Linked DNA regions of Homo sapiens: all the other regions are linked to region 2. A link is a loop called in an ENCODE intact Hi-C map of the cell type or tissue named here. Cell type or tissue: dorsolateral prefrontal cortex. All regions are shown on one strand. Region 1 overlaps OSMR-DT (OSMR divergent transcript). Region 2 has its middle 39 kb from the start of LINC01265. Region 3 overlaps OSMR-DT (OSMR divergent transcript).

The links. A loop is a pair of places that touch in the nucleus more often than their neighbours do. Peaks named below come from ENCODE experiments on the same cell type or tissue, not always from the same donor. Only the 100,000 strongest peaks of a DNase experiment are listed, where the experiment ranks them.
Region 1: it touches region 2 in a loop (9-fold over the local background); 4 of 110 quality-filtered maps call a loop at or near these places.
Region 3: it touches region 2 in a loop (1.9-fold over the local background); 2 of 110 quality-filtered maps call a loop at or near these places.

The regions. Positions count from the first base shown.
Region 1 is chr5:38,743,917-38,751,916 of GRCh38, reverse strand. OSMR-DT (OSMR divergent transcript) reads left to right here. Exons shown (of 4, transcript NR_109951.1): 3 at 7,900-7,990. Among named protein-coding and RNA genes, the nearest start is that of LINC01265, 28 kb to the right of the region's middle. In dorsolateral prefrontal cortex, no CTCF peak of the experiment used is centred here; no DNase peak of the experiment used is centred here; H3K4me3 peaks cover 613 bases; H3K27ac peaks cover 2,874 bases.
Region 2 is chr5:38,677,077-38,685,076 of GRCh38, reverse strand. No RefSeq gene overlaps it. Among named protein-coding and RNA genes, the nearest start is that of LINC01265, 39 kb to the left of the region's middle. In dorsolateral prefrontal cortex, no CTCF peak of the experiment used is centred here; DNase peaks (open chromatin) are centred at 4,556 and 7,270; H3K27ac peaks cover 6,133 bases.
Region 3 is chr5:38,771,006-38,779,005 of GRCh38, reverse strand. The region is part of intron 2 of OSMR-DT (OSMR divergent transcript); the gene reads left to right. Among named protein-coding and RNA genes, the nearest start is that of LINC01265, 55 kb to the right of the region's middle. In dorsolateral prefrontal cortex, no CTCF peak of the experiment used is centred here; no DNase peak of the experiment used is centred here.

The DNA.
Region 1 (8,000 bases), 67 kb before region 2:
TTCTATTGTTAAATGACTCGTATTTTGGTGGAGCTGAGGGTGCTTGAATCACTTTTCAGTATTATACCTGGCTTATGTTTTTCCATATGTCTAAAAGAAATAAAAAGTAGTTTCCCCACTTCTTAAGCAATTTAGGAATGATCTTAGGGTTAGAGAAAACAAACAGAGGTTAAGTTTGTGAATATTAAAAATTAAACGTTGGGGCTGGGCGTGGTGTCTCACGCTTGTGATCCTAGCTCTTTGGGAGGCTAAGATGGGCGGGTCAGTTGAGGTCAGGAGTTCGAGACCTGCCTGGGCAACATGACGAAACCCTGTCTCTATTAAAAATACAAAAATTAGCCAGGCATGGTTGTGCGCACCTGTAATCCCAGCTACTCGGGTGGCTGAGGCATGAGAATTGCTTGAACCCAGGAGGCAGAGGTTGCAGTGAGCCAAGGTGGCACCACCACACTCCAGCCTCGGTGACAGAGTGAGAATCTGTCTCAAAAAAAAAAAATCAACAAACAAACAAAAACAAAAACAAACCCTGAATGTTAGAAGAGAGCTTGGGGTAATCTGATGATTCTCAGTGTGTGTAAGCAGGACTGTGTTCAAGCCAGCCTGGAGAGGTCGCTGTCTCTCTTTCTCTGCCACAGGATATTACATAGGATGGGTCCTGGTCTTGATTCAACCTCCAAAGCTGAGGGCAATAGATATTAGAACATGCGCAGGACTTGCTAAGAGGCTGGAACCACTTTTGTAACTCATAGAGCACCACACACCTTCACCTACATAGAAAGAAGGCAATAATGGGCCAGGCGTGGTGGCTCACACCTGTAATCCCAGCACTTTGGGAGGCCAAGGTGGGTGGATCACCTGAGGTCAGGAGTTCAAGACCAGCCTGGCCAACATGGAGAAACCCCGTCTCTACAAAAAATGCCAAAAAAAAATTAGCCGGGTGTAGTGGCGAGGGCCTGTAACCCCAGCTACTCAGGAGGCTGAGGCAGGAGAATTGCTTGAACCCGGGAGGTGGAGGTTGCAGTGAGCCGGGATCATGCCATTGCTCTCCAGCCTGAGAAACAAGAGTAAGACTCTGTCTCAAAAAAACAAAGAAACAAACAAATAAACAAAAAAAAAGAAAGAAAAGAAAAGGAAACGAAAAGGAAAAGGTAATAATGATGCTGGAAGGTTAGTGAGGGAGAATTTCTCTGAACACAGAATATTTCCTCCCCTCCTCTTAGTCAATGCAAGTGTATAATGGGAGGGGAGGGGAAGTGAAGGCGCTGGTCAGCAGGGGAGAATACCTCTCAATCTTGCCCACCTACTCCAAAGCAAGTTGCTTGCAGACTGCAGAAGCGCAAGGCTGCTATGGGATCAGAGCTAATTCTTAGGAAAGTTCAGCAGATGTTCCCCAGGATTGGGAGGGCATAAAGCCTGCAAAAATCCAAAGGGGGAAGCTGATGGAACAAGCCTCGATGGTGGGTAAGAGAGAGAGCTAAAGGCAAAACAAATAGCATTTTCACCTGAGGTGGGAGGAATGAGTGTCATTCATGGGGGCAGGAAGGACACCTCAAATGACAGCCGGACTCTGGCTGCCTTGAAAGGAGCCAGGCCCCACCAGTCCAGTCCCACCTTCAGGGACTGGCCAGCCCAGCAGAAAGAGACTGGTGGGTAAACTGTCATGTAGGAGCTAAGGGGGTTTCGGAGAGATGTCCCTGCAAGGAGATCTCCAACAAGCCAACAAAACTGGGAAGATGAAAGAAAAAGCCAGGGTTTGCCATGTAGGTGGCACCAAGACTGTACTGCAGCAGTGCTCCTCAGATAAGACTTTCTGCCTCTTCTCCTCTCTCCATCCCCTTGCCCTGGTTCTGGAGGAGTTCGATGCAGCAGAGGAAGTTGGGGGAGGGTGTCACAGGTGAATAAAGAACCAATCAATACCCTCTGCTCTTCCCTAATGCAAGTATCTGAGTCTGGGTCAGGCCCGAAATGGCAGAGGAGAGGAGCTTTGAAGCACATGAGAAACTGAAGTTTGGGTTTAGAGGAACTAGACTTTGTGATACCTGAAAATAAGACCTGCTTGGGATGTGACAGTAACTAGAAGGGGAAAGGTCTGCCTGAGATACTCTTCAGGTGTGGGGAAGAGAGATCTGATGGAGAAGTCAAACAGAAGTCCACGGATGAGAGAAAAAGAAAAATTAGTTTCAGGAGCTACAAGGCCAGCCCCACAATATTTCATTTACCTGAGCAAAGATTGCAGGGAGAGAGGTCTTTGTATGCCATGATTTTGTGAAATTTTTGGAGGTGTGCAGTCTTGGGACTTGACCTATAAACATACTCTTAATTTCTATAATACTCACCGTCTCTCTTTTTTGCAAGCCTCTGTCTGTGATAACCCTGCCTTATCTATTAATATTTCTGGGTTTAAAGAACTTTTCTTTCCCACTTACCAGACAGAGAATTTGATGGTAAGAACAGTCTAGATAGTCCAGAATGTAAAACTGAGACTTTTAAAGTTAGTTTTCTGTTGAAATACATATTTAGAATTTGTAAAATATAACCAGGAAGGCTTTCTCAGAAAGGCAGATTCAGTTTTTATGCAATTCATACTATTTGATAACTAATGAAACAGTGACTAAGACACCAAACTCAGTCTGGTTCTGCCCCTTTTTAATTGTATGACCTTGAAAAAATTACACAACCTCTCCTCACCATATTTCCTCTTTTTTAGTAATAGTAATAGGTACTTACCTTATAGTCGGGAGGACTAAATGAATGAGTACATGGACGGTGGTAAAGACAGTGTCTGGTAACTCGGTAAGGACTTAGGACTGTTAACTATCATTGTAGACACTGCAGGAACCTAAATCATATCTTCTTGGCCTACACCAGAATAGCCTGTGATAATTCCAATGCACATCTATAGCTTTCTGCCTCTTCCTTCTCTTCCTAAGGGTGTTCTCTGGCAGCAGGAGTAAGCTCAGTTCAAGTATGGGCAGCCAGAGTGCTGGGTGTTAACATCCCAGATGAGACTTTTAATGAATGAGGGATAGGAGGTGGAAGATAAATGCCCCAGATCCCCTACCTTTCATTGAGTGGATTCTGAGCCATGTTCCACCCAATCTCTCAGGGAATCCCCAGTGCGATGCAGTTCCAGTTGCCCATGGCAGTAACCCGTTCATCATGTGTCCTGTATCCGCTTACATCTCCTCAAGGCCTCAGGTCCCCACTCCCTTGTCATGTCTCCTGAGATTGCCTCTCAAATAAGCAACTTAAACCCAACTTAGTGGGGAACCTTGAGGGAACCAAACCTAAGACAGTCCTTTTTTAGGTAAGTCTGCTAAGTTCTTAAAATTCTATTTTATACATTTTTCATATCACCTACAACACATAAGAATTGTGGAATTCACAACTAGAGCTCAAATACTTGTTGATTTTTATTTTTTATTTTTATTTATTTATTTTTTGAGACAGAGTTTCGCTCTGTTGCCTAGGCTGGAGTGCAGTGGTGTAATCTTGGGTCACTACAACCTCCACCTCCTGAGTTCCAGCAATTCTCCTGCCTCAGCCTCCCGAGTAGCTGGGATTACAGGTGCCTGCCAGCAAGCCCGGCTAATTTTTGTATTTTTAGTAGAGGCAGGTTTTCATCATGTTGTTCAGGCTGGTCTTGAACTCCTGAACTCAAATGATCCACCTGCCTTGGCCTCCTAACGTGCTAGGATTACAGGCGTGAGCCACCGCACCTGGCCACTTGTTGATTTTTAAATCTAGATCTCCGTTATTCAGTATCTCTCCCTGCAGCCCCACAAGCTTGTAATTAGAACTGTACCCTCAGAACTTCAGACAGATGCATAGTTATCCTTTTCTTAATATTTCTACTCAAAGCACTCCAGGGCTCTTAAAAGGGTTGCGTTTGCTCATCCTGTGCTCCTAGAGCAAAACCCAGTATCTGGCAATACTAATACTCAAAAAAACTCTACTGCCTTACCAACCAAAGCCTTATTCTTTACATTAAATTGAAAACTAGCTTGTTACAAATTAAACTCCAAATAATGAGAAAGCATCAGCAAACTTTATATATTCTATATTAATATATATTAAATACATCAGTCTAATAATTGTGTTGAGATGGTCTGGACCTGTGCTGTCCAATAAGGTATTAAACACCCATGGCTACTTAGCACTTGTGATATGCTGCAAAAATAAAGTGTACCCAAGATTTTAAAGACTTAGTACCAAAAAAAGAATGTAAGCTATCTTATTGCTAATTTTTTTATATATTACATGCTGAAATATTTTTGACATATTGGGTTAAATAAAATACCTTATTAAAATTTATTTCACTTGTTTGACTCTTTTTAATGTGACTACTAGAAAATATAAAATTACCCATGTGGTTACATTATATTTCTATGGGACAGTGCTGGTCTAGAGAGGTCTCACACCCGTACCTATCAAGGGTTACTCTTCTCAACTGCCTTTCATGCACGGCAGTTTTCTTAGTCAGCCTCTAACTGAACGTTGCATGGCCCATGGGCCTGTCCCAGAGGCTAGATACCTGAAGGCTCGATACTGCCTGCTGCTTGAGGCTGGGCTAGGGGCAACATGCCGTGAGGAAGAGCAAATACAATGAGAGCCCGGGTCCTACCTGTTGGTCTTGTGCACATTTGTCTTGGATCCCAAAGAGGGAGTGAGGTCATTAAAGCCATAATATATCAGTAACAAATCATAAGAATCCAATACCTGTGTCTTTGTTCAAATGCCTCTGCTTTAATTTGGTTGATTGGCTGACTTCTGGCCCGTGGTGTGCCTAAATAGTATAATTTCCTCCTGACTCAATTGAATAATTTGAGAATTTGGAATCCAGAGACATGTGTTTGAGTGCAGGCCATGCATTTTCTAGCCCTTGAGCAAGTTATTTTACCTTCCTAAACCTTGGTTTCCAACTCTGTAAAACAGGGATAATGATACATGACCGTGTATTGCACAGAATTACTACAAGGAGCAAATCAGAGAGTGGGCAGCTTAGACTTATGTGGACTAGACTTTAGGATGAGTTCTTAAAATGATAGTAGTTTAAGAAGCTGCAGAAGATTTGATTTCTGAGTAATTGAAATATCCCAGAGAGCATCCAGTGGCTGATGAACTGTCCTTCTTCCCTTTGCTGACCATCTCAACACAAAGTCCATGGTAGAGTATAGACCAGAATACCTGTTACTGTTGAATGAGCTTAAATAAGTATATATGCGACATATTGGTTAGTAAGAGAACTATCCCTATGGGTTTGTTTGTTTTTATAGCTATGCACACATTTTCATTCTTGAGAACCCCAAGGAACAAAATGTTATTGGCTTCCTCTCCAGAAACAAAGAACAGCTGCATTTTTCTGGGACATTTCCCAAGCTGCTCCTTCTTCTGTGTGTGAAAGATGCTGTTGATCTATCGACCCAACAATGAGGAGAGAGACTGAGTTCCTACCACTCTCCTCCACAAGCACTCGTGCAGAACTGGGTCTGCCACATGGATACTCTAGGGTGTCTTATGACCCCATAGCAATGGTGTTCAGTAAAGGGAGCATTACCTGCACTAGCTTTCCCCAAAACACACAGTGGAGACCATAGAGCCCCAGTGGAGGAAAGACCTGGAACATTCCTCCTTCTACCAGCAGTGGTCTCATTCTGACAATTGATGCCATACAGAGTGTGAAGCTGGTAAAGCCTTGAGAGGTGATTCTCAACCCTGGCTGCCCATTAGAATCTTTTGGACAGGTTTTGAAAATACGCAGTGTCCAGGCCTTCATCCTGATATTCTGATTTCAGTGAATTGGACAGAGTGTTGGCACTTGGAGCTTTATAAAGCTCTCCAGGGTTGAGAATCACTGGTCTAAAATCAGGACTAGAAGCCCTGTCTCTCAATTTCTCATTCAGATAATTGGTGAAAACATGGGCTTCAGACTGAGATATCTTTGTATTTAGAATTCTGACTCATTTGTTAATTAATTCAGTCCTTGAATGAACTATTGAAATTCTCAGTTTCCGTGTTTCTAAAATGGAATAACACTTATCTCAGAGCATTTTAAGAAAAATTAAGCGTCAATACTTATGTCTATTTATTGTAAGCAACTTGAGGATAGGGACCTTCTGGTAATATAAATAACATTTAATTAAATAACTGTGATGTGTCAGACACTATACTAGACACAGCAAGGGCAACAATTATATTATCTCACTTAAGCCTCACAAGACAACTGTATGTGAAATAAAGAACAATTCTGTGAGATGAAGAAAATAAGATGCAGAGAAGTCCACTGTGGATACCCAGGATCTACAGGCTACAGCAAAGCTAGGATTTGGACTTCCATTTTTCTGACTTGAGAGTTCATTATTTTAATTGATGCACTACAATGTCTCTCTAGCCTATGCTAAATGCTGCATCATTAGCCCCTAGCATGATGCCTACCACATGAAAGGTACTTAATAACATGCAACAAATGGATACAAATGAAAAGATGTAAATTAATGAATGAAGTACCCAGGTCATGGTAGACAGGTAACATTAGTTCTCTTCTCTATTGATTAAATCTCCCCATTAGTCTATCAGATAAAAAGGGTTTATTTTAATCAGGGGCAACATCCAATAAGGAAAATTATAACATGCCTTATATTATTGCTGTTGCAAAATGAGAAACTAGACTTGCAGCAGATCAATCCCATTCTTTCACATACTATTAGGCGGGATATGATTTTAACTTGGAGTATGTTGATAGCTCCAGATAAGAAAAGCAAATATTGGGCCGGATGTGGTGGCTCATGCCTGTAATCCCAGCACTTTGGGAGGCCGAGGTGGGGGGATCACTTGATGTCAGGAGTTCGAGACCAGCCTGGCTGATATGGTGAAACCCTGTGTCTACTACAAGCACAAAAATTAGCCGAGCATGGGGGCTTATGCTTGTAATTCCAGCTACTCAGGAGGCTGAGGCAGGAGAATCGCTTGAACCTGGAGACGGACGTTGCAGTGAGCCGAGATCATGCCACTGCACTCCAGTCTGGGACACAGAGCTAGACGCTGTCTCAAAAAAAAAAAAAAGAAAAAGAAAAAGAAAAAAAAAAAAAAAGAAAAGCAAATATTGGTTCATGCCCAGTTTTAAACTCTTGTTAATCTTCCAAATTACTATTTGGATACTAACTGTCAGAATGTTTTATGTATTTCCTACATGGATTCTGAACACAGCTGTGTTAAAACTCTGTGGGCTTATTTTAACACATTAGAGCAGCTTGGAATAGTTGGAAATACACAATAAGTGGAGTCAGCCAGCCTGAGTTCAGGTTTTGGCCATCCACTTACCAGCTGTGAAGCTTTAAGCCCAAGCATCTCAAATGAAGTATTCATGGCCTGGAGGTTTGGGACTTTATGGTGGAAGGTCTCAGAGATTCAGGATAAACAAGATTCATTCATTCATGCATTCACTAAGAAAATATTTATTGAATGTCAGGCATTGTCTTACAAGTGAAATGAATAAGACAGGGAAAATTTCTGTTCTCATGGAGCTTTAGATTCTTCAAAAAGAGACATATAAATAAAATAATTTCAGATACAGATTAATGTTATTTTTTCAAATGATAATAATATAAGACTATTTTAAAAGCCTGATAACATTGATTAATGAATGCTGATAGTTGACAACCAAAGTACACATTTTCCTTTCTAATAGTACTTTGTTTTCAATTAGGTATCTACCATTCCTACACTCTACCTATGGAATGGGTCTGGTTGGCTCATACCAAAGATATTCAACTTCTCATTGGTTTAGGGTGGCCATGTAACCTAAATAGTTTAATCAGGGTAAATCTCAAGACTGGTATTCTGGTGTGTAATGTTGGTATTCAAGTTTTTTTGTTGTTGTTGTTCTGCCTTTCCTCTCAGAACCAGAGGATGAGGATGTAAAACAAAAACTTTTGGAGTCATTTTGCCACCAGGATGAAAATAGGATGAAGCTGACATGACAAAGGTGCAGGTAAATGAAT
Region 2 (8,000 bases):
CCAAGCCAAGCTTGTCTGAACAGACAAAGGGAGGCCTTGTATTTCTTTTATATACACTATCTCCATCCTTCTCTCAGTACAAAATTTGTTCATCTCCAACTCTGTACATCAAACTGTTTGGTGGTGGTTCTTCCTTGCCATACAGAGCCACTAGCCTTTTGTAAGTTCTGGAGATCCTCACTTTCCTCCACTTCTTCCATAAGTAGTCAATTGAAACTTCTCTGACCTTTCAAAATGTGAGATTTTTCCTGTGTTTATCCATTTAATGTTTCTATAACAGAATACCCAAGGTTGGATAATTTATGAAGAAAAGAGGTGTACTTAGCTCCTAGTTCTGCAGGTGGGGAAATACAAGAAGGATGACACCAGTATCTCCTTAACTTCTGGTGAGGGTTTTTGTGTTGGATCAAAATATGGTGGAAGGCCAAAGGAGAAGCCGACAAATGCCAAGAGGCAAAACCCAAGGGGCACCTTGGCTTTATGACAACCCGATATCTTGGAAACATTCCCACAAGAGCTCATTCAGTCTCACAAGAGGGAGAATTTACTACCACCAGAATGGCTCCAAGCCATTCATGAGGGATCTGCCCCATGACCCAAACACCTCCTACTAGGTCTCATCTCCCAGCACCACCATATTGAAGATCAAATTTCAACATGAGTTTCAGTGGAGACAAACTCAAACCATAGCAGTTTCCCATTGGGAGAGCTTGCTCTTTACTTTCTTTTGATGATAGATCAATGGACTGATATTGCAGAAAAGGTTTTGTTTAGTCTTTTTTCAAGACTTCCTGACCCTGAGGTATATGAACTGGGATGCATCGCCAAAAACATTTTGCTGTTCTTTTTGCTTTAAGATATTAAGTGCTTTTTACAATGTAGGTTTATAACATCTTCTCATACATACCCTGCTTGAAGGTTAAAGACAGGGGATGAGTTAGGAAAAAATATTTCTCTTGCTCCTTAGACTGTCTATTCTCTAACATCTACAGTCCATCAGAATGCAATGCTAAATGGCACAGGAGAGCTCAGAGCTGCATAAAGTACAAGGAGCTATCAGCCAGAAGAACAACTGCTGGGAGGACAGATTTTGCACTTCTCCTTGTCATCTTTTCTTGAACCCAATGTCAAGATTATTCCAAGTCACTTTAAAAAATATGGACCAAGATTATGGCAGCCTTGGAAGACCTTATTTTGGACTTTAGCCCCCTGACATTTGATTACTCTATTCATCTAGACCAGTCCTAAAGATTTCATGGGCACCTTAGCCAACTTCAGATCTTTACTGCACAGTTCAGTAAGGACCCCTAGGTCCACTCCAGGTAGGGTGGTGGGAAAAAAAAGATCCTATAGTTGCCCCATAGTGATCCAAGTCTTAAGCCAGATCTCGGATGAATATGGACTACAAGACCATGACCACACCTCACAGCTGCCCATCTCAACTGGCCTAAAGGACACGTGTAGGCTTTTATTCTGTAATGTACAGCATTATTTGAATTTATCATCTGGCCAAAATGTAGGCATATACTGAAAATTAATGTGAGCCCTTCATCACAATTGAGCTAGTATCAACACAGTCATGCAGACGAAAAGGAAAGAAAATGCACTCTAAGAAACAGAGGGACTCTGTCCAAAGTTTGGTTCTGCCCCCTCTCAGGTGTGTGATCCTAAGCAGGTTACTCTCTAAGCAAGAAACTTACCTGCCATGAGGATACATGAGATAATGCAGGTGACACACCTGGTTTGTAGTAGGTATGCTCATCGACTTTAACTATGATTATATCATTGCACAAAACAAGCCTTACATGGTTTTATAGTACATGCAAATGAGCTTCCAGGGAGCATGTTTCTCTAAGCCAATTTTTATTTTTTCCCTTATCATCCAACTCTCCATCCTTTCCCACCCTTTTCTCATTATTACCAATTAGACACAGTTTTCAGCAACAATTTCTTAGCATGTACTTCCTCCCTTGAATAAAATTACAAATTAAGACCTGCCTAAGGTGACCTCTTTGTCCCTAGTTCATCCTCATAAGATTGTTTCCAAATAGCTCTAAGCTAGACTCTCAGAACAGAGAGCCATCTACAGAGAGAGCAAATATCAGCTTAGCTGTAGATTTCCCCAGGAATGCTGGAGGAGGGGTAGAAGATAGTAGAAGATGTTAAACAGGCAGTGAGGAGACTTGGGGGCCAGAGTCCTAGATCCACACTTAGTAGTTGTGTGACCCTGTGCGCACTCACCTCAGTTTATTCCCTGGTAAATTGGAGCTAACAAAGCCTGCTTTGCTTACCTCCTGTGGCCTCTCTCATGGGCTTACTAAAAGGATCCAACATAACAGACTTGCTCCAAATGTAGTAGGGATAGCAATTTGTATGATGTGAGATGATTTTGCACAATCCAGTTTTTATCTACTTTTTAATTCTATATAAAATGATTTATTTGTTCTTATGTGTATTAGGAAAAAATATAACTAGCACATAAAACTCATGATTTTATAGATATAATTGCTCAAAAAGAGGCGTAAGTAAAAATCATGGAACAGCTATAGATGTACGTGTGTTTGTGTGTGTGTGTTTGTGTATAATGTGCAATTGTGACAAAAAAGGAAGGCAGTGTCCTCATAAAATATGGAACTCTACAATAACAGAATAAATAAGATAGCAGTCTGAAGACTTTATGGAGCTAAACAAAAGCATCATTATTACTCTTTTGTAGGCCCTGAGTTTCCTCATCTACAGAATTCAACAAATGGTTAATGACATTTTCTACGTACCAGACACGTTTCTGAATTCTGAAGATACAAAAGTAGGCAAGATAGACAAAGTTCTTCCCTCTAGGAGCTTACATTTAGGTAGAGAAGCATTTTTAAACCCACAAAATAATTGCACAGATCCGACCCGACGATGTACAAAGAAAGCTTTTGAAAGTTATCGAGACTATATCAATGTCTGGTACTGTTGCAGTGAGATGCCAGAGGCAGAAATGAGAACTTGATTTGAGAATATCTAAAAAATGTCTGGCAGAAGGCAGAGAAATGCACTAGTGTGGGCAAATACAAATTGTTTTTGTTTCTATTGGGTTTTCCTTTGGGATAAATTCCTGGAAATTTTTTCTAAACTTGTGCACAGTAAAAGACTTATTCCAAATAACTCCGTTTGGAGATATGTACTCTTCAGAGGTAATGGGAAATGTGAATCGAATGAGCATCATATTAGAATCATGCATTACAATCTTCAAATAATTAATATGGCTTGAATTAATCTAACCATAGAATTACTATTCTAAATCAAATGTTGTTCTGAAATCCAAATATGTGAAGTCCAATTTGTTTTCCTTCATTCCCTAATTTTTAAGTTCTTTCCAAAAGAATTAGCAAATTTCCCTGGACTCACTTTCTCTTTTTAAATCCCCAAAGTCACTTATTTCTTAACTGGTTTTGGTTGCGTTATAACTGCATTTGTTGGATTGTTCCAGCTCGAAAGTTGGCTATTTGACAACATATAAAGGGCCAGCTAATTCTACTTGGGAAATTACTGCTTCAGTGAACTTACTAAATAACACCCTAATGAATTGAAAGAGTTAAAACAAGTTTCTAAACAGCTTCATTTCCAATCAGGGAATAGCTTATGTGCTGGGAGCTTGTGTCAAAACATAAAGAGTTATGAATTCCTAACAAAATAACTGTCCAACAAAGAAGAAAACCAGCAGATGATATATGGAGAGAATGTCATATCCTGGAGCCAAAATGTAAAATGGAAGATGTATTCACCAGGCCTACAGATGAGGCAAGTCTATATAACTTGAGCTTTCAGTCCCTCTGCAAGTGAACAACTGAAGATAATGATCCCGCACCCCTGTGCTGATTGCATCATGAGCTTGCTTGTGTTCTGATGTTTAGCATTGTTACTGGGAGGATGGTACCACCATTTTGCCAAATAACCCAAGTTTAAATATTCATTTTATGTCATAGGTTCCTGCCAATGTGCATAGCAGGTTTATAAATTGTACTTTTGTTTATAGGCTTAGTCTCAAAAGCAAAAAAGCTTAAGGTTTTCTATTTTGATTGAAGTAGAAAACACGTGAAGATATTTGCTCAATCTGGCTACCTGGTATGGCATGCAAGGTTTGTACATTTTAAATGTGGCATAGGAACATAAAATGATATTTAAAAAGTAATCTTCTAGAACTTAGAAACCCTAAGGAATTTTGTCTCTTTTCAGCACATTCTCGTTGGGAGGTCATATACTGACTCTAGTTGTCTTGTTTTTCCTCTAAACATTTGGAACTCCTCTCGCAGAATTGTCTTCAGAGCCTGCAGAGCATTTTTCTGAAAGTCCTACTCTGTGCCAAGTCTTCTTCCTTTGGGGTGGGATGGGGGATGGGAGTCAGTGGAAGACAGTGAATTTAATGATTTCTGGAAAGAGCCAAAAGTCATCCAGAGGCCAAGCTGGTCAATGGCATGAGTATAACCATTTGGGGTTAAAAAAAAAAAAGAAAACAAAAAGACTGTCTATAAAGTGTGGAGCCTGGCCCTGTCGTCCAGCCTGTGAAGTGATGATTTGAAGGCAGTCCTCCAAGAGGCGTTCCCAAGCAGTTTGGCCCATGACTGTCATTCTCTGAATAAATGTATAGAATCTTCAGAAGTGGCTACTTTTGAAGTAGTATTTCAAACACTCATTTTTATATGATCCAGAGTTTGGTTCACAAACCATCATCGTCATACATAGAGAAGAGTCATCATTTGCTGTGGATCTGGAATCAAGATAAAGACTGGTAAACACATTTTCTTGATAACACAGAGAAAAGAAAATAATTTGTTGTGAATGTCTTCATTGTTCTTCCTCCCCCCACCCCAAGCTTGGTTAGGATTCAACCATTGTTTATGCATCTACAGTATATGCCCTAATATAAGGCAATGTCAAATATGAGACACTCCCATTGCCCAAGTAAATGCTCCCCTTCCCGTCACCAAAAATTCTAGGAACATAGCTAAAAATCATGAATCATCTGCTTAAAAATAGTTAATGTATTAATTTAGTTATACACATATTATAAATCATTTTATATATACTTATAAAATTGATGTGTTAATATCGTTTTATATAAGCATATTAACTTTTTATTTTTTTGAGACAGGGTCTCACTCTGTCACCCAGGCTAAAGTGCCACTGCCATGATCATGTGAGACATGATCATGGCTCACAGTAGCCTCAGCCACCCCAGGCTCAAGTGATCCTCCCACCTTAGCCTCCCACATAGCTGGGACTATAGGTGCACACCACCATGCTCAGCTAATTTGTATATTTTTTTGTTGAGATGGAGTCTCACCATGTTGCCCAGACTGGTCTCAAACTCCTGGGCTCGAGAGAACTACCCACCTTGGCCTCCCAAAGTGCTGGCATTACAGGCATGAGCCCCCATGCCCAGTCCCATTTTATATATTATCTTATATTTCACATAAAGATATCTGGTAATTGACATATTTTTCCTCCATCATATCTCAATTTTATCCCAAGCCACAGCATAGTATTAGGACAGTTTTCTCTCATTCTTCCTGAAGTTGCATATTCTGAATGTTTACTATGCAATCACTTACTGTAATACTTCAAAAAAGTGATATTTAAAAGGCTCACTCACATTAACACCCATTCTTGAAAATGTAAGGCCATTCACCCAAATGAAAGAATGATTAAATATTTATCAAAGTTCACAAATCCTACTTATAGACATTCAAATCTAGCATTAATTCAGGGTGTTTCAGGATAATGTGTCTTCCCTGAAAAGAACTGTGTTATTCAAAATTAAATAGTGAAGAAAACATCCTATGATTGGTGCCAATGAAAATAAAATGGTTCCTTCTTTCCAAGAAGAAATTTTGGGACATCAGTACCTGGTATTTGACTGTAAGTAGAGTTACAGATTTGCTCTGTCACCCTAAAAAGATTGAACATCTTTTTTTTTTTTTTTTTTTTTTAAGACAGGATCTCACTGTGTCACCCAGGCTGGAGTGCAGTGGCGTGATCTCGGCTCATTGCAACCTCCACCTCCCAGGCTCAGGCAATTCTCCCACCAATTGAACATCTTTCTGTATTTTCATTTCTGTTGAAAGGGCTAAAACAGATAGCCAACAGAAGTCAGAGTTCACAGGAAGAATTGTGATTAGAAAGACAGTGCTGAATGGACACTGGTCACTCAGAAAGAGGGAGGGTGGAAAGAGGGCTAGGAATAAAAAAACTACTTATTGGGCTGGGCGCGGTGGCTCATGCCTATAATCTCAGCACTTTGGGAGGCCAAGGCAGGTGGATCGCGAGGTCAGGAGATCAAAACCATCTTGGCCAACATGGTGAAACTACGTCTCTACTACAAATACAAAAATTAGCTGGGCATGGTGGCGCATGCCTGTAATCGCAGCTACTCAGGAGGCTGAGGCAGGAGAATTGCTTGAACCAGAGAGTCGGAGGTTGCAGTAAGCCGAGATGGCACCACTACACTCCAGCCTGGTGACAGAACGAGACTCGGTCTAAAAACAAACAAACAAACAAAAAACACTACATATTGGGTACAATGTACAGTATTCAGTTGAGGAGTGCACTAAAGTCTGAGGCTTCATCACTATACAATTCATCCATGTTACCAAAACCCATGTGTACCCCCGAAGGCTATTGAAATAAAAAATATGTATAAAATAGGTAGGTATAGATAGACAGATAGATAGATATAGATAGATAAGTAGACAGACAGCTAGACAAAGACAGTTCTATAAACAGAGAACAGAATAGGTTTGTTTTCTTTTGGCATACAATAGGGAAAAAAACAAAACATAGTACAATTGTTTGCCCCTAGAGATGGGAATCAACATCTCTATGCACTGGATTACAAAGCAAGTACCAAAAAGCTCTGCATTTGTGTGTATGGAAAAAATAATAGAAAATAGCTGAAGGAGAGAGGGAGCAGAGAAGTAAGCCAAAAGGACAGGAATCTATTAATATTTAGTTAAATAATAACGCCCCTTGTACCAGCACATCATCGAGATTTTGGCTTAGGGTTTTTAAAAGATTTTCAGCTTTGGGGTTCTTATAAACTGTCCTGTTTTGATGCTAACCCTCATATAAACTGTCACTATCTTTATCATGGCTAAAGCCAATATTCTCATCCTGACTGGGTCGCCAGATATTGTATGGCCTTGGTGGCTGTTGGCTGTTCTCATGTATTCAAAACGGTTCATGGTGTTGACTCCTTTACAGGGACAGCAGTGTTCCATCTCATGTCAGGCTCCCTGCTGTTGGCAGCAGCTTGCTGGCTTCTACATTAGATTTTGGAGACAAAGAAATAAAGGCATTCTTCTGGAGAATGGGTGAAGAGCCTTAGTTATAAATTTCTCTCCTTCACCTGCTTTGCAGGGTCTCAAAATTATGGCCTTCAAAGTGCCATCCATAGCCTGCTGACTGGTTTAGTAAGCTGAATGAATCAGGGTTCTGCAGAGAAAACAGATTCAATAGAACCAATATACAAAGAGATTCACTGGAAGTTATTGGAACAAAATTATGGAGGCTGAAAAATTCCGTGATCTGCTGTCTGCAAGCTGGAGACCTAGGAGAGCCGGTGGTGTAGTTCAAAAGCCTGAAAGCCTGACAGTTAATGGTGTAGCTTCCAGCCTGCATCTGAAGGACGGAGATCCAAGAGGGCTGGGGGCCAGAGAAGATCGATATCCCAGCTCATACAGTCAAGCAGATACCAAATTTAATCTTCTTCTGTCTTTTTGTTCCATACTCACTGCATTGGATGATGCCCGCCACCCATCCCTTGCCCCAAATTAGAAAGGACCATCTGCTTTACTCGGTCCACCAACTTAAATGTGAATCTCTTCCAGAAACTCCCTCACAGATGCACCCAGAAATAATGGTTAACCACCTATTTGGGTATCTTTGACCCAATCAAGTTGACAAACAAAATTAACCATCACATATACCCTGATCCATAATCATCTGCATTGTGATTT
Region 3 (8,000 bases), 94 kb before region 2:
TCACCCTGTGTACCTCTGTGTCTGTGTGGCCATATTTTTCCCTTCTTATAAAGACACCAATCATTGGATTAGGGCCCACCCCAATCCACCATGACCTCAGCAAAATTTGATTACCTCAGTAAAGATCTGATTTCTAAATAAGGTCACATTCATGGTTACCAGGGGTTAGGATATCTTTTTAGGAGACACAATTTTGAGATTTTGAAATCTATTTTGCCTGAGGATAGTATAGCCACATGAACCTTTTCATGCTTTTCATTTGAATAGTATATATATTTTTCATTCATTTACCTAGAGCATATCTGTGTCTTAAGAATTACAGTGTGTCTCTTGTTAGTTTATAAACTGCATTCTGACTATTGCTGCCTTCTGACTGAATTGTTTAATCCATTAATATCTAATGTAATTATTGATATGTTTGGGTAAGTCTACCATTTTATTATTTGTGTTTTACTTGTCTCCTCTGAGTTTTTTTGCAATTTTTTTTAGTTGTGTGTGTGTATGTGGAGAGTATATATTTGTACTATGTATATAAGTTGACAAATAATAATTGCATTTATTTATGGTGGTGTTTTAGCCTATGTTCTTCATTTCTTGCCTTTACAAATTATTTGAATATTCTAAATTTCATTTACATTTTCTTATTGGCTTTACAGCTATGCATCTTTGCTTTTTTTTTTTTTTTTTGAGACAGGGTCTTATTCTGTTGCCCAGGCTGGAGTGCAGTGACACAATCTTGGCTCAATGCAACCTTGACCTCGTGGGCTCAGGCGATCCTCCCACCTCAGCCTCCCGAGTAGCTGAGACTACAGGTGCATGTGCCACAATGCTCAGCTAATTTTTGTACTTTTTGTAGAGATAGGGTTTTGCTATGTTGCCCATGCTGGTCTTGAACTCCTGGGCTCAAGTAATCCAACTGCCTTGGCCTCCCAAGTGCTAGGATTATAGGCGTGTGCCATCGTACCTGGCATCCACATTTTCTTTTAGTAGCTGAATAGTGATTACAAAATATATCCTTAACTTTTCACATTTAACATGGTAACAGAATAACACTGCTTAAAACATGAAAAATTTGCAAATACACAGGGTCGTCTCCACCCCTTACCCCTCTTTGTGTTATAGTTGTTTTATGAATTATATATACCTATATTATAGATTCCTGTCATGATTTTTGCTTTAAACAGATTTATTTTTAAAATTAAGAGAAACAAGAAAAAATAATCTTTTGCATTCCCCCAGCTACTTTTTTTCCCATTTCCGATGCTCTTTATTCTTCTCTGAGGGTCCACATTTCTATCTGGATTCTTTTTCTTTCAGCCTGAGGAACTTCCACTGGAATTTCTTATAGTGCAGATCTGCTGGCAACAACTTCTCTTAGTTCTCTTTTGTCTGAAATTGTTTTTTATTTTGCCTTCATCTTTGAAGGATATTTTTTGTTGGATTAGGCAGTCTGGGGTGAGAGGCATTTTTTCCTTCAGCACTTTATAGATGTCATTCTACTGTCTTCTGACTTCCATTGTTTCTGATGAGAATTCAGTTCTTAATCAAATTCTGTTCTTCTATATGTAATGATTCATTTTTCTTTTACTGCTTTCAAGGTTTCTTGTTTATCTCTGGCTCAATAGCTTAACTACGATGTGTTTCAATGTGAGCATCTTCATGTTTCTTCTAATTGGTGTTGACAAAGAATCTTGAACCTGTAAATTTCTGTCTTTCAACAAATTCGGAAAACTTTCCTCCATTATTACTTTAAATTTTTTTCTACCTCTTTCTCCTGTGGCTGCCTGTCTGTTGAACCATTTGTGTTATTTAAGAGGTCCCTTGTTCATTTTTAAAAATCTTTTTTCTTTCCTCTTCATCTCCTTAGATAATTTTATTGATTTATTTCCAAGTTCATTTACTCTTTGTTTTGTTTTGTTTTTTGGACATCTCCGTTTGGTTACTAAGTATATCCAATAATTCTAAAACTTCAGATATTATATTTTTTTAGTTCTAGAATTTCCTTTTGGTCCTTTTTTGTTTAAATGTCTTTGATGAATTTTCCTATATTTTATTCATCAAGAGCGTATTTTGCTTTACTGTATCAAGGATGGTTAAAAGAACGGCTTTAACATTATTCTCTGTTGGTTTCAACATCTGGTTCATCTCAGGGTCAGATGTGGTTGGCTTTCTTTTCCCTTGAGAGTTGGCTCCATTTCTTGATACTTCATATGTCAAATTATTTTGGATTGTATCCTGTATATTATGAATGTGAGATTGTGAAGAGTCTGATTTCTGCTATTTTTCTCTAACACGTGTTGATCCCTTTGCTTTCTCAGGCAATTTTCTTGGCTGGGCTTGAAGTGCAAACTCTGTTTCTGTGAGCAGCAGCTCTGGTCTTGATTCGAATCATTTGCTTAGCTGAGCTTCTTTATTCTGTCCCAGGCATGCATAGTTCAGAGATCAGCCTAAGATATGGGCAGACAGAATTTAGGGATCGTTTTTTCTATCTCCTTTCTCTTTCCTTCCAGGATTCTTCTACTTGCTTCGGTAGCAGTTTTTCAGTTTTACTTTTCTGATTCTGCTGACCAGAAAGGCTGAAGGTTTTCCATCAGTGCTCTTGCTACTGGGCTGCCAAATGCCTAATAGACCTCATTAGTCTGACTAAGAGTTGGCAAAATGCAGAACTCCTCACGGTGCTCCTCTTCTTCAAGCATTGACTCCCTGCAAGAGTCAATCTGCTTCTGTTCACACTCCAGTCATGTCAGGTGGTTGTTTTCATATTATTATGAATACATCCAGGGTTTGTCATTGTTTCTAGGAGAAGAGGAGGACAGGCATCCTCTGGGAGGGACTTATTCTGTCGCCACCAGAAGCTGGAAATCCATTTGTCCTGCAGTATTGTTTCTAGGAGTAAAAAGTTAGAAACAACTGAAAATACATCAAGAAAAGAGTGATTAAAGAGACTGTGGGTCATTATTCTCTGAAATACTATGGAACAATTTAAAAGAGTAAAGCCAATCTAACTACTAAAAGAGGTAGATCTCCAGGACATAGACTTAGGCTTAAAAGCAAGTTTCAGAACTGTTTGTATAGCCTGCATAGTGGATGCTGTGATGTGCCTCCTAGGTCTTCTCTTCAGGATCAATGCACATTTCTCCTGCTGCTAGGAGCATTGGCTGCTGAAGGATCACTACAGAGTCCCTCCCTAGGAATTGTCCTCAGCTGAAGGGAGTCATATTTTCTAAATTGTGCATCCTCCTCAGGGCTAGCTCACATTCAATGATTGGTGAATGTGAGGATATAATATTCCAGCCCCCTTGCTTCAATTTGGGTCAACTCTGAAAGCCTATCCTAGTTTTAGTGCCCATGAGATTAGCTGGAACATCCTCTGTATTTTTGTCACAGTTCAACGTGCTCTTCAGCCCAGCTGCTTCCCTCACTCCCCTACAGGTGCTGTTCCATCAGTTCATTTCCCCCCATTCAATCTTCTGCATACGTTTCATTGTTCAGCTCCCACTTATAATTGAGAACATGCAGTATTTGGTTTTCTGTTCCTATGTTAGTTTGCCGAGGATAATGGCTTCCAGCTCCATCCCTGTCCCTGCAAAGGACATGATGTCATTCCTTTTTATGGGTGCATAGTATTCCATGGTGTATATGTACCACATTTTCTTTGTCCAGTCTATCATTGATGGGCGGGGCATTTGGGGGTTATTGGGTTGATATGTGCAGCAAACCACCATGGCATACATTTACGTATGTAACAAACCTGCACATCCTGCACATGTATCCCAGAACTTAAATAAAATAAATTTTGTTACAAAACCTTCTGCATACAGGCCAGGCATGGTGGCTCACACCTGTAATCCTAGCACTTTGGGAGGCTGAGGCGGTTGGATCACCTGAGGTCAGGAGTTTGAGACCAGCCTGGCCAACATTACAAGACCCTAAAAATACAAAAATTAGCTGGGCGTGGTGGCAGGTGCCTATAATCCCAGCTACTCTGGAGGCTGAGGCAGGAGAATCCCTTGAACCCCGGGAGGTGGAGGTTGAATTGAGCCGAGATCGCACCACTTCACTCCAGCCTGGGCGAAAGAGTGAAACTCCGTCTCAAAAAGAAAAAAAAACCTTCTGCACACAAATTTCAATCTCAGAAGCTATTTACTGGGCAACCTGACTTAAGGCAGCTCAAGGCCTTTCAGGTAAACAAACAAATAACTCACAAACAAAACATGCTTCTGTAGGTACTTCTACATATGTAAAAGCATGGGAAAAGTTCCGGAAGAGTACAGGTGAAAACAGTAGCAGTTACCTGTAGTGAGGAAGTAGGAGGGTGGAGGGTAAGCAAGAGATACATTAATTTATGTTTACTGCTTAAATTTGTTATGACTCAAATATATTTATGTATCTTTGTGGAATTGAAAACAAATACAATTATAAAAAATAAAAGATAACCTTCAATCCACATCTTCATCCCAGATCCTTCAAAGCGTGAGCTCTAGGACCATGTACCCAACTGATTAGTGTACACTCCCACTCTGGTGGCCCTCAGAATTTTCACCCTCAAGCATCTCAACACAAACTCAACATCTCCTGCCTCCAGTTTTTTTCACGTATTTTCTCTCTTAGTGAATGAGAACATCACCCACTTAGCTGATTGCACAAACAAGGAATGTCAGAGTCGTTTTGTACTTTTCTTTTCTTTTTTTCCTCACTGCTCCACTTCCAACCCATGTTCAAGTCCTGGTTATTCCATCTTCTCATTATCTCTCAGACTCCTTGATTCTTTTTTTTTTTTTTTTTTAGACGGAGTCTCGCTCTTGTTGCCCAGGCTGGAGTGCAATGGCGCGATCTCAGCTCATTGCAACATCTGCCTCCCAGGTTCAAGTGATTCTCCTGCCTCAGCTTCACAAGTAGCTGGGATTACAGGCATGCGCCACCACATCCAGCTAATTTTTTGTATTTTTAGTACAGAGGGGGCTTCACCATGTTGGCTAGGCTGGTCTCGAACTTCTGACCTCAGGTGATCCACCTGCCTCGGCCTCCCAAAGTACTGCTATCACAGGCATGAGCCACTGTGCCCAGCCAGACTCCTTGAATTCTTTACATCCTTGGTCGTTATCTTATTTTAGGTTAGCATCCACTTTTGATGGGATTATTGTTCCAGAATCTTGACTTTTCTGCTTGTCTTCGGTCTTGCTCCTCTTTAATCCATTCTTCACATTCCAGCAATGACACTTTTTCCAAATCATTAAGCTATTCAAAGCACTCCTCTTTGATGGGGACCTGTTGTCTTCAGGAGATTCTAAAGTTCCCAGCATGGCATGTTAAGACCCTATTCAGCCAGCATTATATGTCCCAGCCACACTGTGCCTCTGACTTACACACTGTTTACTCTTTTACTTGTACACAGCACACTGATTTGTATTTAGGTATTCTCTTAACTCTAGAGCCTTCCTCCATCTGTTCCTTCTGCCGGAATCAATATCTTACCCAACCTATCTATCCATAATTTACCTGGATAACCCTATTAAACCTTTAGGACTCAATTAGGTCTCTTCTTCCCAAGATCAAGGTAGGTGCCCTTCTTCTGTGCAACCAGAGCATCTCGTGCCAATCCCACCAGGCATTCATCACATTGCATTGCTCTTGGCTGGTTGTCTGAGACCCTCCCTGAACTATGAGTTCCTTATTGTTTTACTGTCTCTTTGACCTTTTTATACTCAACATCGAACATGTTGATTTGCCTGACTTAGCAAAGAAAAATACATGACACCCAGTTAAATTTGAATTTCAGATAAACAACAAATAATTTTCTAGAATAAGTATTTCTCATGCAATATTTGGGGGCATACTTACAGTAAAGGTGAATATTTGTTATTTATCTAAAATTCAAATTTAACTGGGTACATTACATCTTATCTGGCAATCCTGCTAACACAGTGCCTGGCAGAAAGTCAGCATTCAGTAAAATGTGTGTATCCCAAATATATCCAAACACTCCAGTCCTCTGGGCTACACATTCCTTTAAAATCCACATATTCGTATATGATGGAGGGGCACAAATTCCTAATGTTTCCAAGGGTTCCCCAGGATAGATGGGTGACTGGGTTTGTGGCAAGAAAAATAAGTTATGTTTCCTTATAACTTCTTGGTCTGAATTCCTGGTTTGAGGTCAGTTTTTCCCTCTTTCTTCCCTCTTGATGCTGGTGTCTTCACTGATTCACTCCAGGCATGAATATTCTTCCTTTCCTTTCCTTCCATCAAAGCTCTGCTGACAAAAGGCCATTGTGCGTAACATACTGTAGTGGAGATTTGGGACCCTGGAAGGTAGCTAGCATAAGGCCACTTCCTGTAGTTGTAGAGATCATTCACCGCTCAATGGCATCTAGCCTAGGGCCCCAATAGGGGTTGGGGCCAAGCCAGGAGCCATGGCACAGGGCTACTTTTGTTTAGAGGAAGTAGTATCTTTTTTCTAATTTGGCCTAAGGTGCTCTTTAGACTGGAATAATCTTCCGCGGGATGGGATGGGAAGGGTAGGCAATTACAATGAGGAGCAGAAAAGAAATCCAAACTGACTAACAGAGAGGAGTGACCTAGACATTGATCCCCTTTTCCCCAACACAAAACATTTCTTACTGACTACCCCCTAATCAGGGATTGGGATGCCACATATTGCCACTTTTCTTCTCTGTCTTTCTGGAAGCCATTCTCCACCTGCCTCGCCTACCCCTCTCCCTGCCACTGCCACTCCCCTGTCCCTTCTCCTCATCATCCTGACCCTGCCAAGCCCTCTGGCTCCTCGGCCAGCCCCCTTCACACATCCGCATTTGCCACCAGTCTCTCATAAAGATCCATTTATCTTTTGCTTTTTCCATATGAAATTGCCTGGATTTTATGCTTGATTAACTTAAAAAATCTAATAAAGTATTTTCTCAAACAAAGAGAAGTTTCTACTTAAGATGAATTCTAACATGTTTTAGGGTCATTGCTCAAACCGCAGCTACCTTTGAAAGTAACCATTCATTTTCCCAGATATGTTGAATGGAAGAACAGTTTATATATCCACAAATGAGGAAAATGTTAAACCAGACCACATACCAATAAATATGTCTTTATTTTAAGGCTGTACTTTCGTAATAAAGACTTTACCAAGCTACTGCCTCTGGGATTTTTGCTTTGTCTTTGCAGTGGGGCTGCAGTTTGCATGGAATCACTCATGTCCTTCCAGTTGCCATTCAACATGTTATATAAAATTTCCATGCTGGGGCTGAGAGGCAGCCTATAGCTGGAAAAGAAGAACTCAATGCCCCACCTTGGCCTCCGGGACAGAGAGCACCGTTTCAGCTAACTAGTCATTTCCAGCAATAGTATTGCTTTATGTTTCAGTTGAACTCTGTAGATTATGTTGTGTTAATGGACTTACTGGAGGGAGTTCAAAAAGAGAGTAAGCATGATGAAAAGAATGAAAAAAAGATACATGGAGAAAGATTAAAGAAATATATTAAAGGCATGTCTATATTAGGAATATATATGTAAGAAATATATAAGGAATTCATGTACATAAAAGCAACGTATATATGAGCTACATCATATCCTTACATGTAGTTGAAGACTGAGAACTCATTCTGTCTCTAAGTAGAAACTGTCTACAAAGAAAGGGTGGGAAGAGTAAAACTGAACTCAGGCCACTGAAATGGGCTGGCTACACTTGGCATTTGAGATTCTTGATAAAGCAAATCTGTAAAATGTTGTCTAAACAAAAAAGAAAGAAAATTTGATTTTGTTTTGAATGGCAGGATTATAGATATATCTTGAAAAAAATGTTTTAAATTTCCATTAACAGTATTTTGATATTTTTAATGGATTAATACTAATAATAGGCTGGCCACTGTAGCTCACACCTGTAATCCCAGTGCTTCGGAAGGCCTTGGCAGAAGGATCTCTTGAGATCAGGAGTTGAAGATGCTGTCTGCACAAAAAAAAATTTTTTTTAATTAGGCAGGTGTAGTGGCGCA